Regions from separate parts of the Homo sapiens genome. Here region 2 is linked to region 1. A link is an interaction called in ENCODE POLR2A ChIA-PET data of the cell type or tissue named here. Cell type or tissue: PC-9. All regions are shown on one strand. Each heading gives the region's core, and the rest is flanking DNA. Links, peaks and the distances in the headings are about the cores only. Region 1 overlaps TNNI1 (troponin I1, slow skeletal type). Region 2 overlaps PKP1 (plakophilin 1).

Region 1 (5,371 bases), core at 372-5,371:
TAGAGTGGCAGGGTGTATAATAAGGGCAGAGGAAGCTCAGTTTTTCTTCCCCAAGGAAAGATTAAACACAGATATCTAGGACTCGAATTTTGGAGCACCGTGAGACAGCTCAGGCACCCCTGACACCACCTGGCTCCCTTTAGGTGCCCATCTGGGCTGGTGCGGGGCCAGGTGCTTTCTATCCAGGAACCAGCCTCAGGTGGGCTTGGGCTAAGAGAGGGTCAGGCGTTGAGCATGGGGAATCTTATCTTCCCTGATGGATCTGAACTGCAGGGTCAGCGCACAGTTGCTGTTCCTGCCCTGAGAGGAAGGAGGCACAGCCCCAGCGCCAGGATGAGAATATCAAAAGGGAGCCTGAGCCAGAGCCAGAACTGCCCTCATGCTCCTGGGCCTCGCTGCCCAGCCTCAGCCTCTCTTTGGTGCTCATGTCAGGCCTTCCAGCTCTGAGATCTCACGGCAAAGGGCAAGCTAGCTGCCGGGCAGAAGCCTGGAAACACAGACACAGCCAGCCTGTTGAGATTCCCCCTCCCGAAGTACCCCCTCCTCCAGGGAGCCTTCCTTCTTGGCAAGGGTGGGACGAGGTCCAGGACATGAGAACTGGACTGGTAACTTGCACACTTGAGCTCTGATTCTGACATTTGTGAACTGTGTGACTTGGGACAAACTCCTTCAGTTTCCTTATCTGTGGAGTGGATGTTACGATACCTTGCTCTGCTTCCTTCCAGGTTGTGGAAATCATATGAGTTCCCTGCTAGTGACATTGGAGTGCACAGATGAATATCGACAAGGCTCCAGGGAGTTCTGAACAGAGGCCAAGGCAGGCCCTGGAGCTGTATGCTGCTTACAGGAAAAGAGAAAGAGGGGACCCCAATAGTCTAGGTCCCTGGATCCTCTGACCCGGGGCCTGACACTGTCAGGGAAGCTGCTGTCTCCCTAGGGACCTACTGAATGTTCTTCCCATGGCTGGTCAGTGCTGACACCTCAACACAGGAAGAGAAATACTCCTATGAAGTCATCTGAAGCCTGGTCATGCCAGGGACACTTCACGAAGGCAGGAACAGTCCTGTTTCTAAAAGCCCAAAATCTAACAGCCTCTCTACAGATATAAAAGCCCAAAGACATGGAAAGTTTGTATGCAGACAACCCTAGAAGTAAGGAAAAGTGAATGACATATATGTCAATGCCCAGAAAGTTCCTTGAGATCAGACACTGTACATTTATGGGATACTTTCTAAGTGCCAGCTACTGTACTTGGTGCTGGATCAGTGCATCCATTTCCCGGGGCTCCCGTGATGAAGTGCCACAAACTGGATGGCTTTAAACAACAGAAGTTTACTCTCTCACAGTTCTGAAGGTTAGAAGTCTGCCATGAAGATGTGAGCACAGCCAGCCTCTCTCCAAAGGCTCCAGAGGAGAATCCTTCCTTGCTTCTTCCCAGAGCTCCTTGGCATACAGCTGCATTACTCCAAGATTTGCCTCTCTTGTCACACAGCATTCTGCCTGTGTCTCTTGTTTGTGTTCAAGTATCCCTCCACCCTAATTTAGTATGACCTCATTTTAGCTTGATTATGCCTGCAAATACCCTATTTCCAAATGAGGTCACATTCACAGGTACCAGAAGTTATGAATTGAACACATCTTTTTTGGGATGTGTTCTACCCATTATAATTCATTCTACCCACTATAATCACAAGTGGCTTTGACATTCAGTGACACAAAGATGATAAGGACTCGGTTCCTGACCTCAGGACATTCTCAGTCTATCAGTGAAGACAAACACATGCTGGTGAACACACACACATACACAAGCACACATATACCCCGAGCCTCATTCAAGTCAGACTGTGATTAAAAATGGAAATTGTGTCATCAGGAGGGATTGGGGAAGTCTTCACACAAGAAAGAACATCTAAGTTGGGCCTTGAAGGGTAAGTGGAATTCAACTGTCAGAAAGGGTGTAAGGGCATCCAGCTATAGGACACAGCATAAACAAAGACATTGGGACATAAACATGAAAGGTGTGTGTGGAACAGAGAGAAGACTAGTCTGCGTGAAGCATTGAGCCCCTTCCAAGGCTGAAAAGAAAGGTTGGAGACAGGTAGTAAGGACTTTGTGTGTTGTGCTAAAGAGTCAGTCAGCCTTGGCCGGTTATGGAGACTCACACGTGTAATCCCAGCATTTTAGGAGGCTGAGGCGGGCAGATCACTTGAGGTCAGGAGTTCAAGACCAGCCTGGGCAACATGGCAAAACCCCATCTCTACTAAAAATACAAAAAATGAGCTGGGCGTGGTGGCACACATCTGTAATCCCAGCTATTTGGGAGGCTGAGGCAAAAGAATCACTTGAACCTAGGAGGCAGAGATTGCAGTGTGCCAAGATCACACCACTGAACTGCACTGCACTCCAGCCTTGGCAACAGAGCAAGACTCTGTCTCAAAAAAAAAAAAAAGCCTTTATCCTGTAGAATTAAGTTGAATATAGAAAATGAGAAGGGTTTGGAGGCAGTGTGGCAAGAGATCACACTGGAAGGGAGACAGCTTAGGGGGCTATTTTTTATAGTCAACAAAAGAAATGAAGGCCCTGAGCAAGGGCACCAGGAGGATGGGGAGGAGAAGGTGTTGGCAGGAGTTTTGGAAGGCTGGATGGCCAGGACTGAGTTGATTGACTACGGCTTGTGAGGGAGGAGAAATCTAGGTGACTCCCATCTCCCTGCTGGAGGGACTGGGTGAATGAGATGCCATTGATGAGACAGGGATGTGAGAGCAGGAGATCTAGGGAGGGGTGACTTTAGACCACCGAGGGTTTCTCAGCCTCAGCATTATGGCCATTTCAGCCTGATAATTCCTTGTCGGGGGCTGTCTGTGCATTGTGAGATGGTCACCAGCATCCTTGGCCTCTACTCATTTGAATTTAACATCCCTGAAGACAGCCGGATGGAGCTGCCCAATAGATGGTTGGGTGTTGGAGCGGGGGAGCTCAGGAGACAGCTTTGCATTGTGTTTTCCATAGCATGCAAGGGCCCTTGCTGAGTAGGAAGGAGGAGGGAATGACTCCTTGTGAGCAGCGAGGTTGGAGTTCAAGTTATCTGTGCCCATGCCCTGGCTCCCCAAGCATCTTGTGGGTGCCTTGAGAAGAAAAAGAATGTCTTATTTGCCTCAGTATCCCCTCAATACTATGCCTGGCAGAGTTGGTGCTTAATAAAGGTTTAGAGAATTGCACTAACTTGATTTGGAAAGAACAGGAAAACCCAAATAGCCTGAGAGCCCCTGCCAAGAGTAACATTTGGAAGCTGAGTCAGGAAGAAGCTGAGATCAGGTGAGGTTAAGTATCCAGGATCTCTGGTCTCCAGGATCTGCCAAAACCAGGATGTGGAGCATCAGCAACTGTCATAGTTGTTGATGGGAGTGTAAGTGGTACAACTAGCAAAGGTGGGGATGTCATTCTTGTCGACCCAACAGTTGCACTCCTGGGTAGAGAAGCTCTTGAACATGAGCATCAGAAGTGAGACTCATGAATATTCAAATCAGCACAATTGGTAGTGGCAGAGATCTAAATGTCTATCAGCAGGAAAGGGAATGAATGGTGTTTTCATCATTTCATCATTTCATGGCAGTGAAAATGAATGAACTACAATTATCAATAGGGATGAATTTACAACCTTAACATTGAAGGGGAAAAAGCAAAATGCATGCACTTAAGTAAGGTTTACAAAAAGATCCAAAACTGAATGATGTATTAGGAATTCATAAATACGTAGTAACATTATGAAGAGAACCAAGAGAATAACAAACACAAAATTGAGGATTGTATTTACCTTTGTGGAGAGGAAGGGGTTGTGATTGGGGAGGGACGCATAAGGGCTTCAAAAGTATGTGCCATATCCTAGTTCTTAAAATGAGTGGTTGGCAGATGGGTGTTCACTTTACGATTCTTTATACGTACATTAAAAACGTATGCGTGTCCTGGTTACTTCCTCCAGGGACATTCCACCAGGCAGGGCTTAGCACAACTGGGAATTCCCTGGTCAAAGTCAGGGAATTTCAAGATTTTTCAGCCAGTGGTTGGGCAAGGGGTCATCTCTCTCGTCCCCTCCCTCGAGGTTCTGAGGAGCCTCAGAACAGACGTTCAACCTCTGGAATCCCCCAGAAAAAAGACTCATAGGGCAGCTTCCCCTTTCTCGGACAGGACAGAGTGGAGATCCAGGGGGATCCCCAGCCCCAACCAGCTGGCTCGAGGTCACATCCTGATATTTCAGTTCTGTTCCCATTCATGTGTCTCAGCTGAGCAACTGCCATGCTTGTGGCACTCTTAGGGGAAGGGAAGAAATGAATGAGGTGATAAGACCCACGCCCTAAAGAATCCAGGGCAGTAAGCTCCCTGGCTTTCGGTTTTTACAAACTAATAATATTGTGTAATATAAATACTGACATTGTGCTGCCACCATTTTATTTTGTGAAGTAAGAGCATTAGAAAACAATTGCCACCTACTGTCCTCCTATTCCATAAGTAAGGGCTAATTTAATACTCCAGTAATAAAACAAAGGCATGCATGCTTTTAGATCAGAGGAAGGTCGTTTCCACTGAATACATTTAGCTTTATGAAAATCTCACTACATTTGTGGCCCTGGTTTCCTCCTTGTGGGGTGGAGCAGTTGAAATTTAGGTCACAAAGAGCCAGTCAGGAGAAGAGCATCTGGGAGGCACTAGTACAGGGGACACACAGGTGTCTGTGACACTCAGGGCGGGCAGACAGGTCATCACCCTGCATTCTGCATGCCCACGCATACACACCATGCTCACCCCTTCTGATGAACAGGCACAAGCGTTCACACACACGCTCCTCCCCCAGGGGCTCCCAGGTTGGAACACCTCCCCTGACTGCCAGGCAAAGCCATACCTCTCTCCTGAACCCAGGGCAAAGGGCCAGGCTCACCCAGCCTGTGCCAACCAGTGAGAGAGGCCAATGGTTGGCACTGGAGCCAGTTGGGGTGCTGAGTTGAGGCCAGAGATGGGCAGCCTGTTCAGATCCCTGGGCGTTTGCCTCTGGCCAGGAGACCAAAGCCCTGTCCACATCCAATTTCCTCAGACTGGGAGTCTGGGGACCTACTTCCTAGCTCCAGTTAGGTTTGTGACCTTGAGCAAGTCACCCTCCCTCTCTGGTCCTTCGGACATTGACCGCAGTGCTCTGGGCCAGTGCTATGGGGTTTTCGAGGCTCACCCTGCTCAGCCTTCGTCTCAGGGGACCCACAAGCCAGCCTAGAAGTGTGTCTTGGAAGGAAGAGAAAACCCTTGCCCGTCACCTTTAATGAAAGACCCACAGGCAGACAAGCTTTGGGGATGTCTGAGGAAAGAGACCTGATGGGGGTCAGGA
Region 2 (5,371 bases), core at 77-5,076, 100 kb before region 1:
TTACGTGCTCCTCTCCTAGGCTAGGGACCCAGCAGAATTACTTTAGGCTGCAGCATTTCTGGTGAGAAAAGGAGGATTTTTGTCCCATCTTAGTTGTCCTTGTAATATGTCCCTTGAATATCTTCCTCTGGGTCAGCAAAGACGAGGATGCGGGGAATAGAGAGCTGGAGCCATGGAAAGGCACAGCCCTTCAACTCCAAAGCTGAAAACAGGCCTTGATCACATGGGTTTGTCCTCAGTGAAGCTGAGGCGTGTGGACAATTTTGATTTCCAGGGAATGGTTCTGGATTAAGATGACACTCCTTTTGTCTATCATCTTCAGCTCCAAAGGGTTTACTTATTTTTAAATCAAGAAGTGCACCCTGAGCACTTCTTCTGGGAGTCCTACCAAGTAAAAAGTTCTTAGGTGGCAGATTGCCCTACACCACCCTGCTCAGGATCTAATCAGTAGAGAGGAAAACCACTGAGGCATCATCAGAGGGAGGTCTGGAACAGGGTGACCATGGTGACTGCCACATTGAATCACTCAGTTAAATCCAGCCTGGCATGCCTAAGAGTGAGAACTCCCAGAATATAACAAGGGAGAATTCTGTCTTTGTCTTGGCATTGTCCTATTCATTGACCCCATTTCTCCTCTTTAACGCAGGACTTACTAGCAAATCTTTCTTCCAGCTTCTTCTCAGTTGTACTTGCCTAACTGATATGTCTGTATTTGACGATCCCATTGTGACAGAGTCTTGTGGACAATGTGCTAGGGGCCCTTACCCTAAGGAGAACTGATCTTGGCCACCCTAGACCTGAAGAAATGTGGATGAAGCCTCTGTTACAGATGAGAGGACTGGGGTTGCATCACACTCCAGCAGGGGATGGGAAAGCCAAGCACAGTGCTCCCCAGGTTGGTGGTTCACCCTCAGTCACAGCCATGCTAATCGAGTGTCCACAAGGGCAGAGCCATGGGCCAGGTACTGCAGAGGGGCTGCCGGGGAGAAACACGGTAGGACTCCTACCCTAGCAGCAGCAGAAACAGACTGTCCTTACCAATCCGCAGTCAACAGAGGCCATGCCCAGAGACAGCCCGGAGTGGAGGAATAAGCCCTGGACTTTGGCCAGGAACTTCACTAGCCATGTGACTCTTAGTCAAGTCTGCTCCTTAACTAGCTGTGTGACTCTAGTCAAGTTCTTAATCTAGCTGAACCTCAGCTTGCTTATCTCTGAAATGGATGAAAATTCCTGTCTCAAAGAGCAGTATGAAGTTTATGGATGTGACATACCAGATCAGCAGTGGGAGGCGTGGATTCCAGTCTCAGCTGGGCTGCTACAAACTGAGGGATCTGGAGTGGACTTCACCTCTCTAGACCCTGGCTTTCTCAATTATGGAGCAAGGCAATTGGACTAAAGCACAGCCAAGGACTCACTTAGGGTTGCATGTGGCTTGAGAGCTGACTCTGAGTAGCTACAGGGAGCTAAAGTCTGTGTGCTGGTCCCTCCAGGGTCAGAGGTAGTGTTAATTCCTCCAGCCCAGATTTTTGCTTCAAGCCTACAGATGGATAAAAGCTTCTTAATTTCCTCTTTGCTTTCATCTGAGCACTCCAGGCACCAGGAAAACAGCAGTTAGTTAGCCCTTGCAACAGGATGAAAAGATGGTAGGACTTCATTTACTTTAGCTTCACAGACAGGGAAACTGATGCACAACAAGTAGCTCTGCTGAGTAACTACCCTAACTTAAAACAGACCCAACTCCCTCTTTCCAAACCATGTGTCTCAGCTCCAAATGCCACTTTCTAGGTGTATGAGCTGGGTTCCTTCGGCAGTGCCTGCCGGGCCTCTCGTCTTTTCTTGAAAAGTCCAGGTGAGGGACTGATAGTAGACCACAGCCTCCTACTCCCAGGCAGGCATGGATCCTGCTCCAAGAGGGAGCAATTGATGTGTTTGCCAACTCAGTGTCCCCGCTGCCAACTCATGACTCACCCCCACCCAGCCCTGGGAGATAGGAGAGTCCTACAAGGGCCCCAGGCTCTCACCCCAACAAGAAGAGGCAATGATCCTACTTGCCAAGGGACAGAATGTGCCTCTGAGAGAAAATGGAGGCAAGTGAGCGGGAGCGGGCGGGCCGGCTCCAGGGGCACCCCTCCCTGTGGAAGGAGCATGCCGTGTGCTTTCACAGACAAACTGCTGCCACTGGGACACTCCCTGTATTAAACTGAAGGAGAAGCCTATGGCAAACACTGGTGTCTGGGTACTCCTTGGGAGGGGCCCTCCTTTCTAAGCCACAGTCCATCAGAGTGGCTCTGCTTCCCCTAAGAAGCTTCTGTTGCCCTTAGGGTTGGGCTGAGCTCGGGGAGCTTCCTTTCTGGGCTTGCTCTCCCCTCCATGGCAGGTGAGTTGAGGCTCTGCCTCCTGGCTGAGGACTGGGTAAGCCAGGGAGGCCCCTTTAGAGCCCAGAGAGAATGTGGAGAAAAGGAACAAACATTGGTCTGAGGGCTGGTTTCCCGTGACTGTGTTGGGGACTCCTCTTCTGCTGGGCCTCAGGCTTATCATCAGCAAGACTAGATGGTGGCTCAGACCACCTCCTTGTAACTCTGACGTCTGGCTTCTGTGTCCCTCTTTTGGGGAGAGAAGTCAGAGAATGGCCCCATGTCAGCAGCATGGGCTTGCAAAGGGAGGAGGACACGGTTCCAGTGAACAAATGCAAGTGGTGTCCTCCAAGGGCAAGCTCCAGGTGCAGGAAGTCGGGATCGGCTCCTGGAGGAGCTGAGCTTTGAACTGAGTGTGCAAGGAGAGAGGGCTGCCCTTAGCAGACAGGATGGAGGGCAGAGCAGGAATGCCCCTAGGTCTGGACTGTGGTCTGAGAGTACCTTGCTGACTGTTCACAAAGCATAGGCATCCCCTGCAAGGAGGGCAACTGGTTCCATGTTGCCAGCTCCTGAGGTCTCCTAAGCCTCCCAGGCCTTCATCACAAACCCACAACAATGCTCCTCAGGGCCGAGTGAGCACGCTGGCCCCTCCATCCTCCTGCCCCAGGGAGGAGCACCAGACCCAGGAGAGGGCAGACTCCCACCAGTCACTGTCCTGATAGTGTGGACCCTTGTAGAGGAATGGAGAGGGAAGGCCAGGGCAATTTGGTCAGGATGTGCAGGGAGACTTGTCACTGCTAAGGGACTCAGTGTGGCAGCTGCTTAGCAAGTGGGGAGCACCAAGCTTTGGCAGCCCAGGATGCGATCAGCAGCGGATCCTTCTCAGGATGTCTGCAGGAAGGAACTCCACTCTCCCCAGAGACAACAGAAGCCAGTTCTCCTTCCTTTAGCTTCACTAATCAACAACTAATCTTCCTCCATCATTTCCATTCATGTTGTGTAGAGCTCTGAGTTGATGGCTAGGCTGGGAACACTTATGCTTGGATGGGCCTGGGGCTCGATTTCTTCCATTCTGATGAGATACTGTGAGGCAGACAATTCCCTGGCCACAGAGAATGGAATTCTGTCTTCTCCGGAGAAGGAAGCTTCTGGATGAGTCGGCTGTTGCTCTCTCCCCTTCTCCCCTAATATGAAACTTTAGAGAGAAGATTTGAAGAATCAAGGATAATTATAAACTTTTTTATTTTGCCCCAGCAGAAATTGGTGGAGTTTCATTTTGGGCTTTTTTTTTTTTCTTTTGGCCCTGACAAAAACTAATCTACTCAACCAACCAGTATTTAAAGTCCTTACGCTATAGTTGAAAACAAATAACAGACAAAACAACAGCACAAGAAGATATAATTAAAAGCTAAATTTTGCAGCACACGCTAACTTAAACCTCTCCAGGCCTCGGTTTCCTCATCTGTCATTGAAGGCGTGGGACCAGATGACCTCCAAGCCTTGCTTCCCCAGCTTCAGTTCTGAGTCTTGGACATCTGGGGAGGGGGTCTTGGGTTCTGGATGAGCCGCAGGTGGTGGCTTTCGAGCCTGTTTCAGCTGCGCTGTGTCCTCAGTCAGCTCTCAAGGGAGAAGTGCTCCAACCCGCGGCACCTGGTTATTTAATAATCCCTTGAATTAGTGTAGCATTTTGAACTTGTACAAACTGCTTGTGTTTTCATCTCCTGACTTGATCCTTCAGTCTTTGTGAGCTCAGTAGGTGGACCAAGCTTTGTTATTCTCATTTTATTTGCAGGGAAATCAAACCACAGAAAAGTGTAGGGGCTTGCCTGTGACCTCACAGATAGATCTGGCAGAACTGAGTCTGGACCCCAGTGGACTTTGAGCGGGGTGTGAAGAGCAAGAGGAGGGAGGGACCTAGAAGGGCAGGGGGAGAAGTGGGCCAAGCCTCTCCTGCTGGCCAAGTTTCGAAGCCAGCAAGCAGGGCATGGGATTAAGTCATCAAAATACAGTCCTGGGGGTATCTTCTGGTGCCTTATTTCTGCTTTGAGAGTTTTCCTTTTGTCACTAGACTCAGCGAGACAAATGCAGCAGAATTTCCCAAGCGGGTGGAAGAGCCGTCCCCACCCTTTGCAAGGGTGAGGCTCTACTTTCTCCCCCAGGGCCCTGGCATGTCTCTACGGAAGCCTGCCTGCCCCAGGAGAGCAAACTCAGCTGAAAACAAAATCAGCTCAGGCACGGGGAGGGGACGGGGGATCTGTAGAGACACAGGTGGGGAGAAAAGCAGCTCTAGACCCGGAGCCCCTCCCCTCCCGCCCCCACAGCGTGCCCAAGGGCGAGGCCTGGAAGGGGATGAAGACAGGCTGGGAAGGAGGCCGCTTGTGACTTCAGCAAGGGGTGAATCACAGGCTGCCGAACTGCCGAACTGCCTTCCTTCAGAAGAAGCCTTACAGGGCATGCTGTGGTTGGGGAAACTGAGGTTCAGAGAGGCGAGGCGACGGCCTGAGGCTGCACAGCTAGGCAGGGGAGACCAAGACTGGAGCATGGTCTCCTGACTCCTGGCTCAGGGCTCCTGGTCACACTGGCACATCATGGTACTTTTGCCACTACGGGCAATCATGTTTCCCAGACATTCGTCATTTGCATTCTACTGTCACAATTTTTGCAAAATCATACCAACTATTATTTACTTATTTTTAAGGGAATTACTTATCAGTTCCACTGCACTTATTTATTTATTCATGTATTTATTTTAGAGACAGGGTCTCACTATATTGCCCAGGGTGGTCTTGAACTCCTGGATTCAAGCAATCCTCCCGCCTCAGACTTCCAAGTAGCTGCAACTACAGGCACGTGCCAGTTTTAGAGATGGGGTCTCACTATGTTGCCCAGGCTGGTCTTGAACTCCTGGGTTCAAGCAATCCTCCCACCTCAGACTTCCAAGTAGCTGGAACTACAGGCATGTGCCACCATGCCCAGCTATTCCAATGTATTTATTTTGAAAGGAAACTTTATATCAC

The links. ChIA-PET counts read pairs that join two places held together with the same protein. Peaks named below come from ENCODE experiments on the same cell type or tissue, not always from the same donor. Only the 100,000 strongest peaks of a DNase experiment are listed, where the experiment ranks them.
Region 2: POLR2A ChIA-PET joins it to region 1 with 9 read pairs; 3 of 35 experiments call an interaction of 5 or more read pairs at or near these places.

The regions. Positions count from the first base shown.
Region 1 is chr1:201,400,068-201,405,438 of GRCh38, forward strand. TNNI1 (troponin I1, slow skeletal type) reads right to left here. Exons shown (of 9, transcript NM_003281.4): 9 at 3,717-5,371. It overlaps LOC101929343 (a long non-coding RNA gene), which reads left to right. Exons shown (of 2, transcript XR_241172.3): 2 at 726-5,371. Among named protein-coding and RNA genes, the nearest start is that of LAD1, 3.4 kb to the left of the region's middle. RefSeq lists an enhancer at 4,192-4,241. In PC-9, for the core only: no CTCF peak of the experiment used is centred there; no DNase peak of the experiment used is centred there; H3K27ac peaks cover 58 bases.
Region 2 is chr1:201,298,096-201,303,466 of GRCh38, forward strand. All of the region lies in intron 2 of PKP1 (plakophilin 1), which reads left to right. Among named protein-coding and RNA genes, the nearest start is that of PKP1, 17 kb to the left of the region's middle. RefSeq lists an enhancer at 4,694-5,199. In PC-9, for the core only: no CTCF peak of the experiment used is centred there; a DNase peak (open chromatin) is centred at 1,956.